Regions from separate parts of the Homo sapiens genome. Here region 1 is linked to region 2. The links are chromatin loops, found by intact Hi-C in ENCODE. Cell type or tissue: mesothelial cell of epicardium. All regions are shown on one strand. Each heading gives the region's core, and the rest is flanking DNA. Links, peaks and the distances in the headings are about the cores only. Region 1 has its middle 19 kb from the start of FBXO2. Region 2 has its middle 64 kb from the start of DISP3.

The links. A loop is a pair of places that touch in the nucleus more often than their neighbours do. Peaks named below come from ENCODE experiments on the same cell type or tissue, not always from the same donor. Only the 100,000 strongest peaks of a DNase experiment are listed, where the experiment ranks them.
Region 1: a loop joins it to region 2, with 7 times the contacts of the local background. A loop is called at or near these places in 1 of 110 quality-filtered maps.

What each region holds. Positions count from the first base shown.
Region 1 is chr1:11,633,357-11,637,739 of GRCh38, forward strand. No RefSeq gene overlaps it. Among named protein-coding and RNA genes, the nearest start is that of FBXO2, 19 kb to the right of the region's middle. In mesothelial cell of epicardium, for the core only: no CTCF peak of the experiment used is centred there; a DNase peak (open chromatin) is centred at 2,675.
Region 2 is chr1:11,413,044-11,417,426 of GRCh38, forward strand. No RefSeq gene overlaps it. Among named protein-coding and RNA genes, the nearest start is that of DISP3, 64 kb to the right of the region's middle. RefSeq lists an enhancer at 3,210-3,894. In mesothelial cell of epicardium, for the core only: no CTCF peak of the experiment used is centred there; no DNase peak of the experiment used is centred there.

The sequences.
Region 1 (4,383 bases), core at 287-4,286, 220 kb after region 2:
AAATTACAACCGGGCATCGTGGTGCACACCTGTAATCCCAGCTACTCGGGAGGCTGAGGCAGGAGAATCTCTTGAACCCAGGAGGGGGAGATTGCAGTGAGCCAAGATCGCACCATTGCTCTCCAGCCTAGGTGACAGAGTGAGACTCCATTTTTTTTTTTTTTTTAACTTTTTGAGACAGAGTCTTGCTCTGTTTATTTTACTTTTTGAGACAGAGTCTCACTCTGTTGCCCAGGCTGGAGTGCAGTGGCACTATCCCGGCTCACTGCAACCTCCACTTCCCGAGTTCAAGTGATCCTCCTGCCTCAGCCTCCCGAGTAGCTGAGATTACAGGCGCATGTCACCAAGCCAAGCTAATTTTTGTATTTTTAGTAGAGATGGGGTTTCACCATGTTGACCAGGCTGGTCTCGAACTTCCCACCTCAAGTGATCCATCCACCTCGGCCTCCCAAAGTGCTGAGATTACAGGCATGAGTCACCATGCCCGGCCGAGACTCCATTTAAAAAAAAAGGGGGGGACTAATATTAAGTCCCATGTATGGTTCATGAAAAAATATTTTGATGGGACTAATGATAGTGCCTGCTACATAGCAGGTGCTCAATAAATGTTAGCTATTGTCATTGTTCAGGGCAGAGCACTGGGTCTCAGAACAAGGCACTATCACTGTCCTTAAGGGGCTCACAGCATACAGAGACTGGCGAATAGACAACCCCATGTTAAGTCAGCTATGAAGGTGAGCAAGGGGCCATGGGAGAAAAGGAAACTTAACCTGGCCTGGATCAGTGCTTTGGGGAGGCATAGGGTACTCAAGGAAGGCTTCCTGGAAGTGGTGACATGACGGCTGAATCATGAATGATACACTGTGCTCACCGGGTGGATAAGAAAAGCAATGGCTGTCCAGGCAGAGGGCTCAGCTCGTGCAAGGGCCTGGAGGCATTCAGGATGTCTGCAGCTGCCAGTGGCAGGCACCAAACCTGGAGAGGGAGGCAGGGCCTTGCCTTCCAAAGGCCTTGAATGCCAGACTAAGAGATTAGGATTTCATTCCAGAAGTGCCAGGGAGACCCTGAAGTGAGACAGGATAAACTTCACCCTTTGGAATGGTTGCCCTGAAGCTGAGTGGAGGATGGCACAGAGGCGTGGAGGGGGTGAGGCAGGAGGCGGAGTCCCGGAGCCCAAGCCCCTAACTCCCAGCTCCCAGCCATACTCCCTCTGTGAGGGCAGTGGTGGGAGCCGGAGCTCAGCAGGACCAGAGAAGTTATTAATCGCTTCACGACATTGCAGGCCATGGTCCATTTGCTGCTTTTCCCGGTCTGTTTTGAAACTGTGAAATGAGCCCCAGTCTTCAAAGCGCCTGTAATAACCATCCTGATTCTGACATTTAAATTACAGATGGCATTTTCAATTAAACAGGCACTCTCAGCAGGTTTAATTTAGCTATCAGTTCTGGTCTGTTCTTTAAGTGCTTAAAAAAGAAAGGCCAGTGAATTCTAGGTCTCCCTCCAGGAGGAGGGAGGAGGGAGAGTCTTTGAGATATGACACCACCTCTCATCTTCCAGCTCCCATGGGGTCTCACACAGCCTCCTGTAAACAGTCACACTCCACTGAATTCACCCTCGTGCACACCCAGAAGCACTCACAAAACCACACACAAATGCAAATGCAGCCTTCTAGCCACAAATGCCAGCAGCCCTGGGGGCCATGGCTGCCACAAGTGTTTGAAGGCTGTGCCTCTCCCATCCGATTAGAGAGACAGTAAGATGGAGATCCTGGAGCCAGATGAACTTGGACAGAAGTCCATGCTCTACCGCTAACTAGCTGTGTGACCTGGGCAGCCTATTCAGCCTTGCTGAGCCTCCGTTCTCTCCCTCGTAAAATAAGAATAAAGAGGAGGCCGGCCGGGCGCTGGGGCTCCCATCTGTAATCCCAGCACTTTGGGAGGCTGAGGCGGGCGGATCACGATGTCAGGAGATCAAGACCACGGTGAAACCCCATCTCTACTAAAAATACAAAAAATTAGCCTGGCGTGGTGGCGGGCACCTGCAGTCCCAGCTACTCGGGAGGCTGAGGCAGGAGAATGGCGTGAACCCGGGAGGCGGAGCTTGCAGTGAGCCGAGATCGCACCACTGCACTCCAGCCTGGGCAATAAAATAAAGAGGAGGTCAAGTTGAGCTAATGTATTAAAGTGTCCATCACCAGTGCTGGCTGATAGAAGGGCTAATAATCCTTGTGCCTCCCCTCTCTCCTTCCCTGAGGGCAGGGACTGGGTCGCCCTGTCCACTTTGGGGTTTTTTTTTTTGTTTTTTTTTTTTTGAGACGGAGTCTCGCTCTGTCGCCCAGGCTGGAGTGCAGTGGAACGATCTCGGCTCACTGCAAGCTCCGCCTCCCGGGTTCACGGCATTCTCCTGCCTCAGCTTCCCGAGTAGCTGGGACTACAGGCGTCTGCCACCACGCCCGGCTAATTTTTTTGTGTTTTTAATAGAGACAGGGTTTCACCGTGTTAGCCAGGATGGTCTCGATCTCCCGACCTCGTGATCTGCCCGCCTCGGCCTCCCAAAGTGCTGGGATTACAGGCGTGAGCCACCGCGCCCGGCCGGGGCTCTTCCTTCAGGATCCACACTCCTCACAGCTCAGGTCTCTGGGTCTCAGAGGCTGGCAGGGCGCTGTCCGCAGTGCTGAAGCGCCTCTCTCTAGGTCCGGGTTCCACATGGTTTCCCTTCCATCCTCCAGCCTGGTTGGCAGGCTGTGAAAATTCTCCCCACCCTAAGGCAGCTGCTGCAGGTGATCTGAATGGCACAAGACCAGATCTCTCCCTAAAGGTCTGCCTCCCCACATTCCAAAGTGACTAAAACTCAGGGCTGGGGTGCAAAGTCACTCAAAGGAAAAGCATCACTGGTCCCCAACCGCCAGACCCTGTGGACACAGGAAACACCCGGCTTCAGCTAAGCAAAAGTGCAGCTGCTGGACTCTGGCAAGTTTTGTCTGCGGTGTCTGTTGTGCCAGGTAGATCCCTGCTCTTCTTGTGGGTTCTGGACAGGGTATGGATGGGCTGTCTTCTCTGGCCACAGTGTGTGCTGACTTCCAGTATTTGAGGGAGATGCTGGCTTTGGAGAAACCTCATATGGCTGCGTAGTGTGTATTTGCATGGACTGCCTGTCCCTTCACAGCCAGACCAACATTTTCTCAGGTGGAATTAGCACTGATGGGGGAGAAGACAGGGATTATCACCTCGACATTATAGTCTAGCTCACCAAGGCCCAGAGAAAACCAGCAATCCACCCAAGGGGTCAGGTCAGGCCTAGAGCTCCAGTCTACCCTCAAAGCTAACTGACTGGGTAAATGTTCTCCCAAAGACATTAGAAATTGAGGAATGGGGTCAGACTGCAGCCCAGAATCTGGTGAAAACAGTATCTCCCAGTCTGTAAGTTTGCAGTGGCGCGCGCCTATAGTCCCAGCTACTCAGGAGGCTGAGGCAGGAGAATCGCTTGAACCTGGGACGCGGAGGTTGCAGTGAGCAGAGATAGCACCACTGCACTCCAGCCTGGGTGACAGAGCAAGATTCTGTCTAAAAGAAAAAAAAAGGCAATTGCAATATCATGACATGACTTTATATCAGGGGAAAATAAAACAGATATGCAGTGTTCTCACAGTAGGGACTATAGAGATAATAAAGCTTGGCAAGATCAACTTGGCCATTGGGGATCTTTCCTACATGAGGAGAACGGGGGTAACACAGAGTGAGCAGTGCATCTATGGGGTGAGCCAGTGAGCGCTTCTCAGCTTGGGGCACAGGGCCCCCCATTGCACCCTTCCCGGCCCCCAGCTCCTCTCTCACTGGCCAGACCTCCAGCCCCTCTAGAACCAGAGCCTGGACCAGACACAGCCACCTCCCTCCCTGGAAACTCCCTTGGCCCCAGCTCATTAGCCCTGAAAAACCTGCCCAAATCCAGGGGGAGGTTTTTCAGCTAAAATATCTCCCTCTTGGGCTAGCCTTTTCCTCTCTTCCCCACATCATTAGTGAAATTGCAGTCTCTGCAGCTCCCAGGGTGTGTGGGGTGAGGAATGCCTCCCCTTCCCTGGGGACTTTTGGCCAGGCAGAGGGCCGATGCCTGGTACCTGGCCTGGAGATGGGAGTAGAGGCAGTGAGAGGCCATGAGGGAGGCCGAGGAAGTCCAGGGAGGGCCCCTCACACCCTGCCCAGGAGGACGTGGCAGCCCCCTTAGTGGAAACAGAAGGAGTCACTGTCAGCAGAGCTGTGGCTGGCTGAGCACTTGCCCTGTGGCAAGCACCATGGTGAATTCTTCCATGTCGAGACCTGTGAGGAATGGGGCTCTGTGTTGGGTTTTTGACCCAGCACCCTCTGCACTCTTCTGTCAGCCACGTGG
Region 2 (4,383 bases), core at 222-4,221:
TGGTAGAGCCCGTTGCTCCTAGGCTGCAAACCTGCACAGTGTGTGTGTCCCAAATGCTCTCGGCAGCTGCTAACACCGTAGTATTCGTGTATCACAACATATGTGAACATAAGAAAGGCACAGTAAATATATTGTATTATCGTCCTACGGGACCACCGTCATCTATGTGGCCGTCGTGGGCCAACACATTGGTGTGAAGCACATGGCCGACCACGTGTTGTATCTGAATCTAGGTCGACCCACTGTGCGATTAAACACCAAAGTAGCGTATTATGGAGAAAAAGTGAAATTCTCTCCCTCCTTTATCCCACCGCTTTCTCTGCTCCCCACCAAGGTAAACACTGTTAGCAGTTTGGCAGCCTCCTCCTTCCGCAGGGTTTCCAGAAGGCATGAATCTGTAATCTCACGAAGCGGGCAACACACACACACACACACACACACACACACACACACACACACACGCTTTGGGACCCACCACCCTTCCTTTATTTTCCCCTCCTCCATTTCCTCCCTCCCCCAGCCCCCTCCGCCACTGCCGTGGCCCTGGTGCTGGACTCAGCAGGGATTCACAGCAGGACAGCAGAGGCTGTCCTCACCCTTCCCAGTATTCCTCCTCTGCTGAGAGGGAGGGACATGGGCATGGATAGGGGAGGGTGGCAGTAGGTGGAGGTTCCCCAGGAGGTGTCCCTAAAGGGTAGGGAGAGAAATTGGAAGACCCAAGATTGGCTGCATTTCTAGCTGAGACTCTTTCGTGATAGCTCTCCCTCCTCCCTCCTCCCTCTTTCCTCCTCCCTCTTTCCTCCTCCCTCTTTCCTCCTCCCTCTTTCCTCCTCCCTCCTCCCTCTTTCCTCCTCCCTCCTCCCTCTTTCCTCCTCCCTCCTTCTCCCCCTTCTCCTCCTCCCCCTCCTCCTCCTTCTCCTCCTCAACTGGAGCCCAGCCTTGTATCTCTTGCTCCAATGCGGAGCCTTGCATGGAGGTCTCAGCTTGCTCTGAAAGCTTGTCATGTCTGTGTTTAATGAAGTTTAATTATCTTCCAAGATTCAATGAATAATTATAAATCTTTTCAAGATGCAATCACACGGGTTCATGCTTCATTAACAGTGGAAAATCAATTGTAATTCGCGTAATTCCTTTCTTCTGGAGATCAGTCTGTTTGTACACGCGCTCCCCTCCTCACCCTGCTTTGTCTGCCCCAAGAAGTACAAAGGATGCCTGGCTTTTTCCTCCAGAATTGACGAGCCTTGTCAGGAGCAGGGAGGAGAGCGAGGCCCAGCTGGAGCAGGTGGGGGAGGGGAGGGAGAGAAAAATGGTCCCAGGGGAATAGGCCTGGGGAGCTATTTCTAGGAGGCAGAGCTGGGGGATGAGGGATTGGAGGGCAGAGGGGAGGAGTCTACAAGGCTATGAGGAGGCAGAGTGTTTCTTAACTTTTTAGGGGGGTCCCAGACCCCTTTAAAAACCTGTTGAGGCCAGACACAGTGGTTCACACCTGTAATCCCAGCACTTTAGGAGGCCGAGTACTGGTTATTTGAGGTTGGGAGTTCAAGACCAGCCTGGCCAACATGGTGAAACCCTGTCTCTATTAAAAATACAAAAATTAGCCGGGTGTAGTGGCACACACCTGTAATCCCAGCTACTCAGGAGGCTGAGGCAGGAGAATCGCTTGAACCCAGGAGGCAGAGGTTGCAGTGAGCCGAGATGGCACCACTGCATTCCAACCTGGGTGACAGAGCAAGACTCCGTTTCAAAAAAAAAAGTCTGTTTAAACTATTGACGCCCCCAGAAAAATGATATTCTGAGGGTGTCACCTTGCTTTCAGGGTGTTACATCCTGAGGTCCTTTCCAGCTGCTCTGACCTCCTAGGGGTCGCAGATAACTGTGAGAATACGAGGCTGCTTCTTAGTAATGTTGGACATTCTTTTAGCTCCAAGAAATCCAGAGCCCCTGCTGGGAGCTGGGTGCCATCTGCGGCCCAGCTCCAAGAGAAACTGCCTCGCTTTTCTCCAAACCACAGACGACAGCCCTGGGCCAGGGCAGCTGTGCCCGAGCCTCGTCTTCTCTGAGATGTCTGCCGCCAACAGCGCCACTGACCGGCACAGCCTTGTTGCAGACAACACTTAGCTTTCTCTCGAAGGTGGCAAGTTGCCCGCGTCTGCACAGCAGAGGAGAGTGGGGCTCTGTAAGGGACTTCAGGGGCCACAAAGATATGGGGAAGTCCTTATCCAATTAGCCAGACCACTGGAGGGAGTGGAGGAAAGAAAGCTGTTCTGCAGATATCTGGACTCTTCAAAGTGAATAGAGGATGAGGACCTCCGACCTCTTGCTGCGGGCGGTTTCTTCCCTGAACTTCAGTCCTCAGCCTCTAAGCTGCGCTGTCTAATGGAACTTTCTGTCCAGTGTAGTAGCCACCGGCCATATGTGACTATTTCAATTTAAGTTAATATCAAAGAAAATTAAAAATTCAGTTGCTCGGCTGCATTAGCCACGTTTCAAGTGCTCAAGAGCCACACGTGGCCTGTGGCTGGTGTATTGGACAACACAGACATAGAACAGAATCATCATTAAAGAAAATTCGACAGACGATGCAGGTCTAGGGTCTGTAGTGCATGTCTGCAATCCATCAGATCTCATGAGCTGCCCCTAGACTTCGATTAAGTATTAGTTTCCTATGGCTGCTATAACAAATCACCCCAAACTTAGTGGCTTAAAGCAACACAAATGTATTTCCTAATGGTTTTGAAGGTCAGAAGCCTGACATGGATTTCACTGGGCTAAAATCAAGGTGTTGGCACAGCTGCACACCTTTCTGGAGGCTCTAGGGGAAAATCTGTTTCCTTCCCTTCTCCAGCTTCTAGAGGCCACTGGAATCCCTGGAATCATTCCTCTTTGTCCATCTTCAAAGCCGGGAAGACCATATCTATCTCCACAGAAGAAAGAAGTTCTCCTTTTTAAGAACTTGGATGATTAGACTGGATCCGCCCAGGCCATCCAGAATAATCTCCCCATCTCAGTCCTTAATTCGCTCAAATCTGCAAAAACTCTTTCCATGGAAGGTCATCTAGTCACACATTCCAGGAATAAGATGTGGACATCTTTTGGGACATTGTTCTGCCTACCACAGGTCCCAAACTTTTTTTTTTTTCCAGTTGTGGATCCTGAGATCCAGAGAGGAGAAGAGGCTTTTCCAAGTCACACAAGGTGTAACGGGTACTGCAGTCTCCACCCAGGTTCCCTCTTCCAGGGCATGCACCCACCCCTAGCTGCTGGAATTAGAAGCTGCTGATAGCTCAAAACTGTGCCCCTCACAGAGCATTGCCTTTGGCCTATAGACCTGTCTTGATCAATGTCACACCCTACCCCACCCCTCCCTGCAGGCCCCCTGACAATGACAGATGTAACTATACAAACGTCTGTTCCCTTGCCTCTATTTGGGACCTCTGTAGTGACCAGTCCAGGTCCAGAGCCCTTCACGGGATGAGCTCAGATCTTAGGGGCAACGATTGAGGATCGGCTTCTCCCTCTGGCCAGTCCTGCAGTGATCTCGGATCAGTTTCCCTCTGGCAGTACTGCTGTGCTCGCTACCCTTCAGGTGTGTCTCCTGGAAGCCTCCCCAGTCACTCATCTGCAGCAGCCCAGGGGACAAAGCTCCAGCTCCTCCCCTTGGTCCATAGCACCTTTTATGATCTGGCCCCTGCTGGCCCGTCAGCCGCAGCAACTCACATGCTCCCTGTGCTCCAGCCTAAACAAGTCACTTTCAATTTCCCAAATGTCCCAGACTTTCTCGGCCTCCAAGCCTTTGCCCATGCTGGTCCTGCTGTTTGAAATGCCCTTCATCTCCTGGCCAACTCCTCCTCACTCTTTAGGACTCAGCTCAAATGTCACCTCTTCCTGGAAGCCTTCCCCAACTTCCTCATCCCATCCCAGTCTCCAGGAGGATCCTCTCCGCTGAGCCTCCATGGCTCCCTGGGCCCACTGCTTTGCAGCTCTCACCAAGGTCTACAGAGTGCTCTGAGATTGGAGCTGTGTCTTATTCCTTTCTGTATCTTAAGACACAGCATCTTGCCAAGAGTGGGGACTCACTAAGTGTTTGTTGACTGACTGTGAACTCAGCTGGCCCCTATTATCCCTATTTACAGAGGAAGTTGAGAAGGTAGTGAGACCTGGGACACTGAGGCCCATCCTGGGGACTCATTTCCCGAGCAAAGACATCCTGGCAGCTCCCCAGACTCCAAAAGGCCAGGAACTGCCGACAGCTGCTTGACATCTGAGCTGCAACTCCTGCCTAATGAATGATTCCTCTTCCACACATATGTTTCTGGTAATCAATTGGCTCGTCATTAGCCCACAGCAGCAGTTGTCTCAACTTCAAATGAAATGCAAATGTAA